2 separate regions of the Mus musculus genome follow, and region 1 is linked to region 2. Evidence: chromatin contacts called from ENCODE Hi-C or POLR2A ChIA-PET data. All regions are on one chromosome and are shown on one strand. Each heading gives the region's core, a stretch centred on a gene start or an enhancer-like site at or near the end of the contact. The rest is flanking DNA. Distances are from core to core; before and after follow the strand shown.

Region 1 (7,169 bases), core at 2,775-5,274, 190 kb after region 2:
TATCTGTGTGTGAGTATGTGCATTGGGTGCAGGTATATCAGAGCTATCAGATTCCACTAGAACTAGAGGCTTACAGACTTACTGGAGAACAAAACTCTAGCCCTCTGCAAGAACAATGCCTGTTCTTAACTGCTGAGTCAGCTTTCCATTCCCTTAGAAAACGTTTAGACCAATGCTGGGCACATATTAAATGCTGCAGCTGCGTAAGAAATAAAATATATGAATATAAATCCCATGACAGTCTGATTCCTTTGTAAGGGCCAAAGTTAACCTGTAAGCCCCACTTGCCCAAGGACAGATACTTCCTGGAATGCTGGGGTTATTGGTTATGGGATATAACAAAGCACACATTTTTCACTCCTCTAAATAAACGTGTTTGACTCAGTTGCACTGGGTGTACTTGATCACATGTCGCAGGAGGGGCAGGAAATGCATCAGGATATGTACTTGGCCCTGATTGGATGTAGGAGGGAGGTAAGTAGGCAGGAAATACGTTGAATATATGCTTGCCCCTGATTGAATTAAAATATACATTTACCCCTGCTTGGACCTGATGGGGAATATGGTGGCCTTAAGGTTTTGCCTTTTTAAGCCTCTGCAAAATGTAATTAGTCTCATTTCCTGGGAACCCCAGAATGGACTTGGCCAGATTTCATCATCCTAGCCAGTATTTAATTAAAGCTTGCTATAAAATTTGGTTCAAAAATTGTGGAACTGGTCTTTTTCTTTTAACCCCCAGGTTTAACACTTTCCATGCTGCCAAGAATGTTTCAAACATTTAATTTAGTAAACATTTACTAAGCGCTCACGTGAACTAGGCATGTACTAGGTACAGGTAAGAATGAATTCCCACACTCTTTGCCTATTCTGTTGCTCATACATTTATATTTTTTATTTAAAAATGTAAAATAATTTACAGAGGTGGTGGTGATGCATGACTTTAATCCCAGTACCTGGGAAGCAGAAGCAGGAAGATTTTTGAGTTTGATGCCAACTTGGTCTATAGAGCAAGTTCCAGGGCAGCCAGAGCTACACAGAGACTGTGTCTCAAAAAAAAATAAAATAACAAACAAACAAGCAAACTAATTTGAAGCAATAGTAAACTCACATCAAGGGTGAAGTACAGTGTAAATGGTTCCTCCTCGTCCCTTTTATAAATTAATTTTATTATTTATGTGTGTTATGTGAGTCTATATACATGCTTTGTACAAAGTTACTCTTACAGGCCAGAAAAGGAATTCCTCATGTGACAGGGCAAGGCACTGCAGAGGATCCTGCATCTTGTATTCTTGCAGAATTTAATCTCTTTGATGGAGACTCCCATGGGAAATTGACAGAACTCTATTCTAGGAACCTGAGGTCAAGATGCCCTGGCTAACTTAGTTTCTGTTAAACTGCTTCCTTCAGCAGAATCCCCTCCAGGTATCTAAGCTTGGGATAAACTGCTTGCTTTTGTGGAACACCCCTGTAGCTGCCCAGCCAGAAGCCAGGATGCAGTTTTTTGCTTTTAAAAGCCCCTTGGTCTAAGTGCTCAGGGCTACACTTAGTTCCGGAGTACTGGAATATAGTACTAGTTGGCTGGAATTCTGGAGTACTGGAGTATAGTACCGGAGTTGTGGAGTATAGTACCGGCCGGGTGGAACAGACTTTCCGTTGTCTATAAATGGTGTCTGGGATCTTTGGTGGGCTACTCTTGGAGTTGGTGTTCCAGGCAGTGGTGAACCACTCGGCATGGCAACTGGGAACCTCAGGAGGAGCAGCGAGCTCTCTTACCTGCTGAGCCATCTCTTTAGGCACCTCCCCTTGCTTTGTGACCGACAATGGCCTTACCATCCACCTGCTCTTGAGGTTGTGCCTCTGTGCTTTTGTAATCAGATCTGGGTTGAGCCTTCTGGAGAGAGACCGTCTAGAAGTGACTGGGGTTCTCTTTAGTGTCTTAGCAGGTGGCACAGATCACAAAGCTGATGACATTCCTGGTGACCACTCCTTTAGCTTCCTGTCTGCTAGGCTTCCTTAGCTAAAAGCCATTCTTTTCTCTCCTGAATCTGTTAAGCATTTAGCAGGGAAGGCTCTTGCTCTCCCACTCCCATCCCCCTACCCCGATCTTGCCCTGCATCAAGCTTCCAATCGGTTTCTGGCTTCAGAATGAATTCATAGTTGCCCATTTCATCCAACGAATTTTCATCTACTAATAGTATGATTTTTTGATGCTCATATTGTCCTTCAGTGGCCAGTGGGAGTTCAGTCAGGCTGATGTTTGTTCCTTTAACATCTCTATCTTTCTTCTTGAGCGCATCCTTTTTGGCATAGCAAGATAGTATCTTCATCTGACTTTTTCTAAGTTTCTGTTTTGGATTCAGTTGTTTGTTCAGGAGGCTCTGGTTTCCTGGAATAGAGGATGGTACTGAAAAGTCAGTGTCTGGGGGCCAGGGATGCGGCTCCACTGGGAGAGTCCTTGCCAGCACAGATGAAGACCTCCACTTAGATCCATCACAAATGTATGGTATACTAGGATGTGCCTGCAATCCCAGCACCCAAGAAGCAGGAGAAAGAGGGTCAGAACTTCAAAGATGTCCCAAGATCCAACACAGTGGGTATGAGGCCAGCCTGGGATACATGAAACTTTGAAAATATCACCCTTTAGCATCCCTTTTTCCTAAATACTTCATTACAGAGCAATAAGTTATTTCCCCAGCACTTAGGAGGCATAGGCAGGTGGATTTCTGAGTTTGAGGCCAGCCTGCTCTACAGAGTGAGTTCCAGGACAACCAGGGCTACACAGAGAAACCCTGTCTCGAAAAACAAACAAACAAACAAACAAACAAACAAGCAAAAGTTATTTCATGAAACGAGCCAAATTAAGCCAGATTAGAGTATATCTAAAGGCAGGTTATTGGAAAACCTTTCCTGGGTTAGTGAGTTCACCGATCCCAAGGATAGAGGCCAGGAAAGTCACCGTGGGGAGGGAGACAGAAGGGAGGGAGATATGCCAGCGGAATGTGTAGAGGATATGTAGAGGGTAGGTAGAGACCCAGGTTGAGACTGAAGGATGCTGGGAGAACCTGAAGGCCAGATCCACTTTGGTATGTTAAATATGCACCTCAACGCTTTGTCCACGGTCTGAAAACCAACACAGAGTAATGCTTAGTTTTGTATTTATCTTTATCCATTGAACACTATTCATATTAACATCCATTTCCAATCTAGTCTTTCTGATATCCTTAAAATTCTTCCTTACCTGACTGCCCTCTCTGGATGATGTAACTCTTTACCCATCTGCCATCTCTGCTGCGGGTTTCCTTTTTCAGCTCTCTCCTCTAGCCGCTGGGGCATTGACTTCCCAGGCTGGGTCCTAATTGCACTGCAGGACACCATCTTTCGGCCTAAATGAACATTTACATCCCATCTTCCAAACGTCTTTGCCCTGTTTTGGCTCTGACTGAATACCCCAGGCTGCCCCGCATGCCCCTGTGGACACTCGGGTTACCCGGCTTAGGCTCTTTAATATCAGTCTACAGGGTTACAGATAGATACCTGCTCCTCCCTGAAACTCCTAGAAGTCAGTGTGACTCAGCACATTTTTAAGGGTCTTCCTGGGACTGTACAAAAACTCTGTGTGTGGGGGGGGGGGCTAAGCTAGGAGAAAAATGACAAATAATAATCAAATCTGACCAACAAAATAGACAAACATGGTCCCGGGGGATGGAGAGGAAGGTTGTGGCATCAGCCCCTAGGCTCACTTACCTGTGAAGTGTCTGCAGGAGTGAGGAGGGAGCCATGGTAAGAGGGGGGCAGTTTTCTACATATATCCTGTGATTTCTGCTCTAGATATCTCGATTAAGAAATAAATGAATAAATTGGGGACTCGGCCAATGGCTCAGTGAGAGGGAACTGATGAGAGAGGCTTCTGGCAGACCAGGTGACTTCAGGAGGAAAAAAAAAATTAATTCAATTTCATCGAGTGCATTTCCTCTGGACCCAGGAATCACAGGAAATGCAATGTCTTTGAAAGGATGGAGTAGATTTCATTTTCTAGCGATCACTTTCCTTCTGCTGGTGACACACTGTTACTTCAAAGGCCTGGACCGGGGCGTGTTTCCTGTAAGGGTGAGCAGATTTGAATGACCGCTCAGGATGGACCTGCTCTGTAAGCACCCACCCCATGGGGCAGGCAATCTTGGGAATTACTGCTTTCCCGGCCCCTGCCTGCTGGGCTCGGGGCCTGGTGAGGTGATGGGGGTGGGGTAGGGGATTTCACAGTTCCCTAGCTCAATTAGGAGACAAAGCAGGATTGTTCTTAGCTTTGTTTTACGGAATTTCAATTGGGGGGGGGGTGTAAAAAAGATTCCCCGAGGACGCAAAACCCTAAATTGTTCTTGCTTTATCTTCTTGTTAAAATGTGTTGTGCATTCCTGGGCTGGAAGGCAGAGGAAATAAAGCTTCGCCGCTACCCCACGCGCCCTTCCCTATCTAGCCCTGTCAGGTCCCAAGTATTTGAGGGAGTTCTAATTACAGAGGAAACAGACTCCCTATCTGGTCTGGACTCTTGTCAGTGGAGAGTGCTCTTAAACGTTCCACATGGATTCAGGGAAATACGATTTGGAGAAGTGCTGATTTTTATTGGGCATGACTAACTCAAGCTGCATCTTTGTATTTTTTTTTCACTCCCTTTTAAGAATAATCGCTTCAAAATGATTAATGATGCCTGAAGCCACCGTCCTCACTTCCTGCGGTGAAACGCGGAACTTTTTGTGCATGTCTGGGTTTGTACAAGGGTGGGCTCCCAACTCACTGAGACAGTTTCCCATCCTGTCCAGACAGTTGGGTTATTGTTCAGGAAAGCTGAGTCTCTGGGGGGTGGGGTGGGGGCTGCAGAGAGGGGACCCTGTTCTGTCCCCCTCAGGGAGAAAAGAAAGGCTTCGCTCCAGTTACAGGAGAGTGAAATTGGTTAACCTCTCAAGGTGCCAGGACAAGCTTGTTGCTGGATTAGTTGGGTCCTAATTCTCTCTTCTCTCTCACTCCTTCTTCCCCGCCCCCTTCCCTCTCTCCCGTGTGCGCGCGCACGCGCGTGTGAATTAAGAACAAAACCTTGGTGTCTTTGAAAACCAGTAGAAACAAAAGGTCACCACCCTGCTGGGATGCAGCCATCTCTAGGTCCAGGCAGAGCTCCCCTGCCCCCCGGAACTCCCCAGGGGAGCATCCTGCCTTCTTCCTAGGATCGTCCTGGGAAAGCTGTTGCCTGGTCGTAGCCCGGAGACCGCAAGGATTCTAGCTCTAGCCGAGTCCCGCCCTCCCATCTCTGCCGGCCTAGGAGATATCTGCGGCAGCTGCAGGGGCCATTTTTTATAAATCGTATTTAGTAAAGACTGTGAGTGATTTTTGTAGATGACAGGAAAGTACTAGAATACTGGTGACTGGTTCCCCTGGTGGATTCTGAGAGGCTAGTTTGTCATGTAAATGTTTGCAACCTTCTGTCCAACTCCTCCATTCTGTCTTTGCATTTCAGTTCTGAGGAAGGCCGACTGGTGAAGTATGTACTAAAAGATTTCCTTTGTGAAGCTCAGTGCAAGCAATAACAATCTCTTCTGCCCATAAGGTATGGAGCGCCTGAGCTTTGGAGGACTGGCCACGTTAGGACTAGCTAGCTTAAAAGAGACAAGAAGGCTAACAAAATTCTCTCCACTAAAGGCGCATGCCAGGCAGTGAGCAGGGCACAAGCTTCTCTCCTGAGCAGATTCATCACAGGAGATGTCGGTGTCCAAGGGATTCATCACGTTAGAGCTTGTGAGCCCCGACTGAGAACAACATCTGCAAAAAAAAAATATGGAAACATGAAGTATTCCTTTAGGGTTACCTTCTATTGAAAAGTCAGGGAGCACACACCTGCAGTCCCAGCACTTGGGAGGCAGTGGGGGGAGGGGCTGCTGGGAGGGGAGCTGATCTCTAGTTTAAGGCATGTCTGGGATAGATAGTGAATATCAAACAAATAAGGAGTCAAGTGTGAGACCAAAATGAACTCCCCCCTCCCCCAGATTCAATAGCCTATCTGTTTTTTCCTGAGCAGTGCTATTCTGGTTGTATAAATCAAATTCTCGGTTTGCAGAACGATTCTGGCATCAAGTGCATTAGAAATAGTGATTTTAGGCAGGGTTCCCAGGGGGTTAGAGCTGGGAGCACTGGTCTTTATGTTAATAGGGAGAGCACCTGCTTGAGCAATCTGGGAACACTGGTTTTCTTCCCACGGTGCCTTCTCCATGTGAATTAATCTGTTAGCTGGTATGTGTGTCAGTTTATTTAGGAACATGTGTGCTGACAATTGGCTCCTGACTGTAAAATAAGGTCTTGGGGGAGATCATGATTAATTGCCTGCCTTACTGTGTGTGTATGTATATGTGCCTTTGATGACAGGCATTATCAGTGCGCATGTGTCTATAAAACTAAAGACAAACTAATGGCAAGCAATTATTAAGACATCGGAAGTGTGAATGAACAGGAAAACTTGGAGTTATCTGGACTTCCATTCTCTTCATGGACCTCGGAGCCAGGGAGATCTTACTTCTGAAATGCAGCATTTTCAGATATAGAACAGGCAGAAAAGTGTTCTTGGAGCTCTTGGAATTATAGGGACACACATTTTATTTAAAAGAAACAGGGCTGCTTAGTACAGTGGCATGTGCTTGCCTGCCAGCCTTCTGTTGGCTAAGGCAAGTTCAAGGCTGGCTTGAGTGCTCTAAGGAGAGCTTACCTCAAAACACAAAACAAAGACGCCAACCAAACCAAACCAAACCAACCAACCAACCCACCAACTAATAAACAACTGCAACAGCAACAACAACAAAACAAACAAAAACCCACAGCAAACAAACAACAAAACAAATACAAACAAAATAAACAAACAGTGCTAGATCTCAAACAGAAGATCTTTACAACAATTATTTGTTTTTCTGCTCTGTTCCAGCCTTCTAAAGCTGTGAATGGTGGTCAGCTCTGTATTCAATGTCTTAACAAGGCAGAGTCCTATTGGTCTCTTATTAAAGCCCAGAACAACAGACAACTGGATAATACAGTTCCCCACAAAACAAAATGTGAGCAATTTACAGTCATTTTTATCAGTGAGATATTGAAACAAACAGCACAAAAGGTAGCATTGCTTCCTTATAAAATGAACA
Region 2 (7,401 bases), core at 521-3,020:
CATAGAAATATGCTTTTAAAAGACTCGGAGACCTGTTCCTATCTTCCTCTCGTCAGAGCCTATCTCTGATGCGAACTCCGTTTCCATCCGTTTGCTTTCTATTGGTTGTAATCTTTCTCTCCTTGGGAACGGAATTCTGCCTGCCTGGCTCCTTGCTGCCCCTGGGGGCCTCCACACCTGGTTCTTACCTTGAATCCCTCGAGCTTTTTCCCTGGCTCTGTAAAGCAAAATGGAGCCAAGACGCTATCAAAAATTAAAATAGGAAACAGATTTGAAAAGGCTGTCGTGAGGCTGACGAGTTAATGCTAAGAAAGGACTTAAGAGGGCACTGTCTTTCTTTGCGATGAGCAAAATCTATCAGCCTCAATAGCAGAGGAAGCCAGAGAGAGGGAGCTGGGATAAAGGACCAACCCTGCGGGTTTCAGCAGTCTGTGGTCTCAGGAAGCGCCATGTGGAGCCTCCTGCGCCGGTTTAAACCATTGCTACGCCTGGTGTCTTAAGAAAAGGAAGACTGGGGGCGAAGCGTTGGGGAGATGAAGAGGATAGGGCAAACTCCCTGGCCACTACTGAGGCCCTGCAGGTCTCCAGCCAGGCAATTCACATCGCCAAAGACCTCTCTTTCCTCACCTGCACAATAAAGGGTTTGGGCTAATAATCTATACAATTCGTCCCTACATATCTCAAATGCCGAATAAGAGCCAACTCAAAGTGTCGTTTTAGCTCCCAGCACAGAGAGTCAAAAATGAGAGTCATAAACAGTTGTGGCCACGTTTGTTTATTTATTTATTTATTTATTTATTTATTTATTTATTTATTTAGGATAGAGTTCCTTCTTTTGCTAGGCCCTCGAGACTTTAGGTGTGTGTGTGGGGTGATGGTTGTTGTTTTTTTTGGGGGGGGGGGACACGCTATTTCTTGACTGAACTCCAGACTCCACCAACCAACCAAACCCAGGAAAGGCCAAGTCTCCGAAGGTAACAGACATCTTCCCTACCAGGAGGAGGCAGCGTGTCTGCTCCTTGGAGGAGTTGGCTTTGAATCTAGCGGCCCTGGGCGATTGGTTGCGAAACACGTGGGCCCTCAGGACCCAGCTGGGGTTGCTGCGGCTCCAGCTCCGAGCGAGACAGAGTCCTGCCGCGGCTTCCTCACCAACTTGGGGTGGAGAAGGAAGCCCCCCACAAGAGTTTGGAGTCTGGCCTCTTGCCAGCAAGTAACCCAATGTCCACTTGCGCAACCTGCAGTGTTCCCCGAGGTCCAGACCTAGGCTTCTTCCCTTGCTCCTGCGGGAACTAGGCTCTGCCTGCCGCTGGGGTGTCTAACCCAGTGAGTGCATGCGGGAGCGGTGGATCCCCAGCTTGGCCTTGGCTACTCCACTGAGCATTCTTAGGATCCCGGCACCCTCGAGCGCAGGAAAGCGCCTAGGGCTGCTTTCCCCTGAGTTGGGTGCCCCAGCCCCCGACCTAGCCTTGAATGGGGTTGACCCGAGGAGGCGAAGACCCTCCGAGCCTCTAAAACTTATTTTCTTCCCGGTCCCCGAGGGCTGCAGCTGCCCGTTGCTGAGCGAGGGCGTCCGCTTTGTCTCCGTTCGCTCCCCGCCCCACTCCCCTAGTTCCTCTCCGGCTAACCGCCCCCCCCGTCATCCCCCCCCCCAGCTCCTCCCGCTCCTGCCCGCGTAGTGGACGCGCTTCCTCCCTCCTCCCCCTAGCGAGTCTCTTTGCATACGCGCCCCCTCCCGGGCGCAACTTATAGGCCGGCGCACGGTGGCCCGGCGCAGTCAGCTCCCGCAGCCTCAGAGCCAGCGGCGCGACGGAGGCGCTGCAGAGACCCGGAGCCGACGCCAGGCGGCCGCCAGCGCTCACGCCGCAACCCCGTTCCCTCCCCCTGCGTGCAGACCGCCTTCCTCCGCGGCGCGGCCGCCGCAGGCTCACTCTCCCCTGGCTAGGCGCGCGCCGGCAGACGCTTGGCCCGGCCGGGGCGCCAGGTCCGTAGCAGCAGATCCGGAGACCGAGGTCAGCTGCCTGCCGAAACCAGCCCGGGAGCCACTACCCCGGACGCTATCGCCTCCCTTCCCAGCGCTCCTTTCTCCCCGGCGATCGCCACCGCTTCCTGGAACAGAGACGCCCTTCGTCGGCTCCCTGCGGGTGACCGAGGCAAGAACCGCAGCCGGTTGTGTGCAGAGGCCAGCCGCCACTACTGTAAGTTTGCCCTGCAACCCCAAACCTGTTGCGGGCGCCCGGGTTTCGGGCGGTGGGAGTCGGCCGCGGGGTGTGCTTGGGAGCATCGAGCCGGCGCCCGCCACCCTGGCTGAGGCTTAAGCCCAGGAGGTGCTCTCGAGGCAGAACAGTCGCTGGAGTGGGAACGGCACTGGGAGAGCAACTTGCCTCCCCTCTGCGGTGTAACGCCCGGGCAAGTATCGGTGGGTGCGAGGAACCAGGTTGGGGATAATATCCCGGCTCCTAGCAGTCTCCAGGAAGCCCAGCGCGTGGGATCGGTTCCCCAGGGTGCCTCGTAGCCGGCTTTGGGGGGCGGTGGAGGCCATGCGCAGACCTCCTCCTGCGGCCACTTGACTGCAGCCAAATGAATGAAAACTGGTTCCTGAAAAACGAGTTTCTTCTCCTGCAAGCTTTTGCCTTTTAGAATGACATTATTAATTTCAAAGGCTAGGTAGGAATTGGTGGGCGGGGTGGAGATGAAACAGTGGACTTGGACTTGTAATTTGGTGTCGTCCTCACTGGCATGTCCAGCGTGTTGAGAGTAGCCGTTGCAAGTGTTGGAGGGGACGGCGTGGCCAAGAGCTATTTTGGTAAACATCTTTATAGTGTGGCTCCGTTGTTGTCAGTAATGTGAGTGCTTGGGAACGTCTGCCTGGCTTCTTTGCTCGTGGGATCGAGATCAGGCTTAACCAGGAGAGAGATGGAGGTGCTCCCAGTGTTGGAGGCAGACGTCCTGCCTGGAAGCAGCAGGAAGTGAACTGAAGTCACTGAACTAGGTGCCCTTTTGATGTTCACAGTAATAGCAGTCTTTTTCTCTGCCTTCTTTGTAGACGCAAGTTAAGTATATGTGTGCATTTTGGGGGTCATTTCCTTAGCATGCAGATTTATGTCTCTGGGGTCTTTAAAAAATGTTGGAAAGGATGATTCGTTTTATGTTGAAGGTGTTTTTTGTATAACCGTATGTATAAATTATGTCTGGATATTTTGATGTTTGCATGATTCTAAACCAGAGAGCACGTTGTCTCCCTAGGGTCTTCAGGAGCACCTTTTGTTTTAATCATACAGTGGTTGCAAGATGAGAGATTGTGACAGTGACATTCTCTCCCAGTGGGATGGGATCCAAGGTGACAGGTTAGACTCTGCCTCCTGGTTTTCTGGGGGAGACTTAGAAAACACAGCAGCATAAACACAGGATGCAGAGTGGTGCACATCCTGTAGGCCTTCTAGACAAACTGTTTTCTTAAGTATACACCTGGTTGTGAACGTTGTTTTATACCACCCTGACTCCCCAGCCCCGTGGGATTCCAGCTCAGCCTGCTAGCACTTAGATTCTTGTGTTCCTTTCTTGGCTCTTAGCCCGAGAGGAGGCAGCTTCCTTAGACTAGAGACAATCATTTAGAGGTTTAGGCTTAAAGTCTTCCTCAAAATAACTCAGACCGAACGCATTCATTTAAATGGCATCCACGGGGATAAAGCAAGCAGATTGCAAGTGCCTGGGAGCCTGAACACTTCCTAAGCTTAGTGTCTTCACAGAGGATGCCTCCACTGGGTCATTCTGCAGAACTTTCCACATTGGGTTAAGCTGGACTAGAAGATAGAGCCTTTGCTTGAGGTGGGGGAGATGCTTGGGTCCTCTTCATCCCGCTACCCACTGGGAAGTCCTGGGTGCTGTGTGCAGGCTTCGCAACACTGAAGCTTTGTAAGTTTGATGCTTACTTGGTCTTTGGTCTTGTTTACCCCGCATGGAAAGTAACATTCCAAAACTAAGAGGAAAACAAGTTACCTCGCCTAAAGATAAGAGCGAGTGTCTCATCAGACACCTACCTTTGTTACTTTTTTTCTGTGCCAAACCTCACAGCTGCGGGGGTGGGGGGCTGGAGGGGGATTTTGCAGTTTTAGCTCATGAATCTGGCAAGCCATATTTATTAATAATTTCTGGCATATAAATTAAAAATCTGAATGACTGAAGGAAAAGCAGTGGGACCCAGCTGGGCTGTAAGTTCAGGCTGTTTGCATCAGAAAAGATAACAGTAGCTAACTACAGAGTCTATCCTACCGCCATAAACAACCTCTTCTGGCAGATTCTTAAGGTTTTATCCTCCTTCAGAGCCTAAGAAGAGTGTTGTCAGAAGGGGGAGTTAATTCCATTTTTTAAGATGGATAGTGGACATTGTCCATATTATTGGCCCCTAGTTTTCTTACAACAGATACCCAAAAGAGATAGCATTAGATTCCACTGGTGCTAATTTTGGTACTTAGAAAAGCACTAAAGCTAGCCAATAAACTCTACAGTAGCCCTCCATGAACAATGGCTGTTAAAATTCACACATAGGAACATGAATCACACACACACGCACACACACACACACACACACACCCCTGTGTGCTTTTACATTTACATAAAGCAGTGTTTGCAGTTTGAACTCCCAGTATGCAGGTGCGGCATCTGCAGGTACGTAACAGTCCCGGTGATGGAGTGTTTAATCAAAGAGGTGGGCGGAAGCATCCTTTGTTCTTGTGATGGTTTTCCAAGAATTGGTATAGAGCAGGAAGAACAGAAGGAAAAAAAAAATTAGCACGAAGCTGCCTGCTCAAAATATTCTTCCTTTTATGTGCCAAAGTCTCATTTTGGAAGCTGTCCAGGTTCAGAAAGATGGGAGGTAATTGTGGCCAGCATCTACCTCGTGCTTTCACTGCAGCCTGGGGATCAGTGTGCACAAATGTTTACATTCTGTGCATTTAGAGCTCTGGAGTGGTAGAGCCGTCTAGGTAGAAACGGTCTCTTTTACCTTGGAGTAAAAGCTTGGCCACTTCAGGAGTTGGGTAGTTGCGTGTATTCGTGAGTTTGGATCTGACCAAAGGAATTCTTAATAGAATTTCTAATTAGTAGGTGTTGGTTTTACACGTGGCTTTATGTTGCATAGGGCTTTAAAGCCGGTGGCCTCCTGACGTTCCTGGCATTATGAGAGCGGGAAGCTTGGCATTTTAAGTGGCCTGTAGTGAATCAGCTGGCCTAGCCCTGGGAACTGAGAGACTGAGGCTGGCCTCCCTCAGCTTTTGCTGACTTACAAAGTCCTAAGAACTTCTGGTGTCCGGAAAGTTGGAAGTTGTCAGTCAGGTCTTCTAAATAAACCTGCTTGTAAACCTCCTCTATCCTCTTCCCCTACCTAGCCCCCCAACCATGAATGGTTCTGATAGTTCAGCAGCATTACAAGGAGTGTCTCTCCTTCCAGGTAGTTCTCTCCGACTTTGTTCTAGAGTGGCCATACCCGCCCCGCCCCCCCCCCCCTTCCCCGGAACAGGAGGCAGCGGACTGACAACAACAAGGCTCTGTTTTCTTTGTCTAAGTGATTGTTGCTTTTGTGCTACAGCTGGGAACATCAAGAACACCGGCTTCAATGGGTTTGTTTTCTTTTCTTTTAGGAGTTGAAACAAAATGTCAGTCAGTGTGCATGAGAACCGCAAGTCCAGGGCCAGCAGTGGCTCCATCAACATCTACCTGTTTCATAAGTCCTCCTACGCGGACAGCGTTCTCACTCACCTGAACCTTCTGCGTCAGCAGCGGCTCTTCACAGATGTCCTTCTCCATGCGGGAAACAGGACCTTCCCTTGCCACCGGGCAGTGCTGGCTGCGTGCAGCCGCTACTTCGAAGCCATGTTCAGTGGTGGCCTGAAAGAGAGCCAGGACAGTGAGGTGAACTTCGACAATTCCATCCACCCAGAAGTCTTAGAGCTGCTTCTAGACTACGCATACTCCTCCCGGGTCATTATCAATGAAGAAAATGCTGAGTCGCTCCTGGAGGCTGGTGACATGCTGGAGTTCCAGGACATCAGAGATGCGTGTGCAGAATTTCTAGAGAAGAACCTGCATCCCACCAACTGCCTGGGTATGCTGCTGTTGTCTGATGCCCACCAGTGCACCAAGCTGTACGAACTCTCCTGGAGAATGTGTCTCAGCAACTTCCAAACCATTCGGAAGAACGAAGATTTCCTCCAGTTGCCCCAGGACATGGTTGTGCAGCTGCTGTCCAGTGAAGAACTGGAGACGGAAGACGAAAGGCTGGTGTATGAGTCTGCGATGAACTGGATCAGCTATGACCTGAAGAAGCGCTACTGTTACCTCCCGGAACTGTTGCAGACAGTGAGGCTGGCCCTCCTTCCTGCCATCTATCTCATGGAGAACGTGGCGATGGAAGAACTCATCACCAAGCAGAGAAAGAGTAAGGAGATCGTGGAAGAGGCCATCAGGTGCAAACTAAAAATCTTACAGAATGACGGCGTGGTCACCAGTCTCTGTGCTCGTCCTCGGAAAACTGGCCATGCCCTGTTCCTCCTGGGAGGGCAGACTTTCATGTGTGACAAACTGTACTTGGTAGACCAGAAGGCTAAAGAAATCATTCCCAAGGCTGACATTCCCAGCCCGAGGAAAGAGTTCAGCGCATGTGCAATTGGCTGCAAAGTATATATTACTGGGGGGCGGGGATCAGAGAACGGAGTCTCAAAAGATGTCTGGGTTTACGATACCCTGCATGAGGAGTGGTCCAAGGCTGCCCCCATGCTGGTGGCCAGGTTTGGCCATGGATCTGCTGAACTGAAGCACTGCCTCTATGTAGTCGGTGGGCACACAGCTGCAACTGGCTGCCTCCCAGCCTCCCCCTCGGTCTCCCTAAAGCAAGTAGAACAGTATGACCCCACAACCAACAAATGGACCATGGTAGCCCCACTCCGCGAAGGTGTCAGCAATGCTGCTGTAGTGAGTGCCAAACTTAAGCTGTTTGCTTTCGGGGGTACCAGTGTGAGCCACGACAAGCTGCCCAAGGTTCAGTGTTACGATCAATGCGAGAACAGATGGTCAGTGCCGGCCACCTGTCCCCAGCCCTGGCGTTACACAGCCGCAGCTGTGCTGGGAAACCAGATTTTTATCATGGGTGGAGATACAGAGTTCTCTGCCTGCTCCGCTTACAAATTCAATAGTGAGACTTACCAGTGGACCAAGGTGGGAGATGTGACAGCCAAGCGCATGAGCTGCCACGCCGTGGCGTCCGGGAACAAGCTTTACGTAGTTGGAGGGTACTTCGGCATTCAGCGCTGCAAGACTTTGGACTGTTACGACCCAACTTTAGATGTGTGGAACAGCATAACCACTGTTCCCTACTCTCTGATCCCTACTGCATTCGTCAGCACCTGG

What was found. Hi-C counts contacts between places; a loop is a spot of excess contacts on that map. ChIA-PET counts read pairs that join two places held with the same protein, here RNA polymerase II (POLR2A).
Region 1: a map of left cerebral cortex shows a loop between it and region 2 (5-fold over the local background). The contact joins the promoter of Lncenc1 here to the promoter of Enc1 in region 2. A Hi-C loop is called at or near these places in 15 of 37 maps with a recorded cell type or tissue (adrenal gland, gastrocnemius, heart and 3 more). POLR2A ChIA-PET finds 5 or more read pairs at or near these places in 5 of 5 experiments (Patski and embryonic stem cell).

The regions. Positions count from the first base shown.
Region 1 is chr13:97,430,946-97,438,114 of GRCm38, forward strand. Lncenc1 (long non-coding RNA, embryonic stem cells expressed 1) reads left to right here and starts at 4,025. Exons shown (of 2, transcript NR_110432.1): 1 at 4,025-4,147.
Region 2 is chr13:97,239,335-97,246,735 of GRCm38, forward strand. It overlaps Enc1 (ectodermal-neural cortex 1), which reads left to right and starts at 1,771. Exons shown (of 3, transcript NM_007930.4): 1 at 1,771-2,195; 2 at 5,637-7,401. The coding sequence starts at 5,650.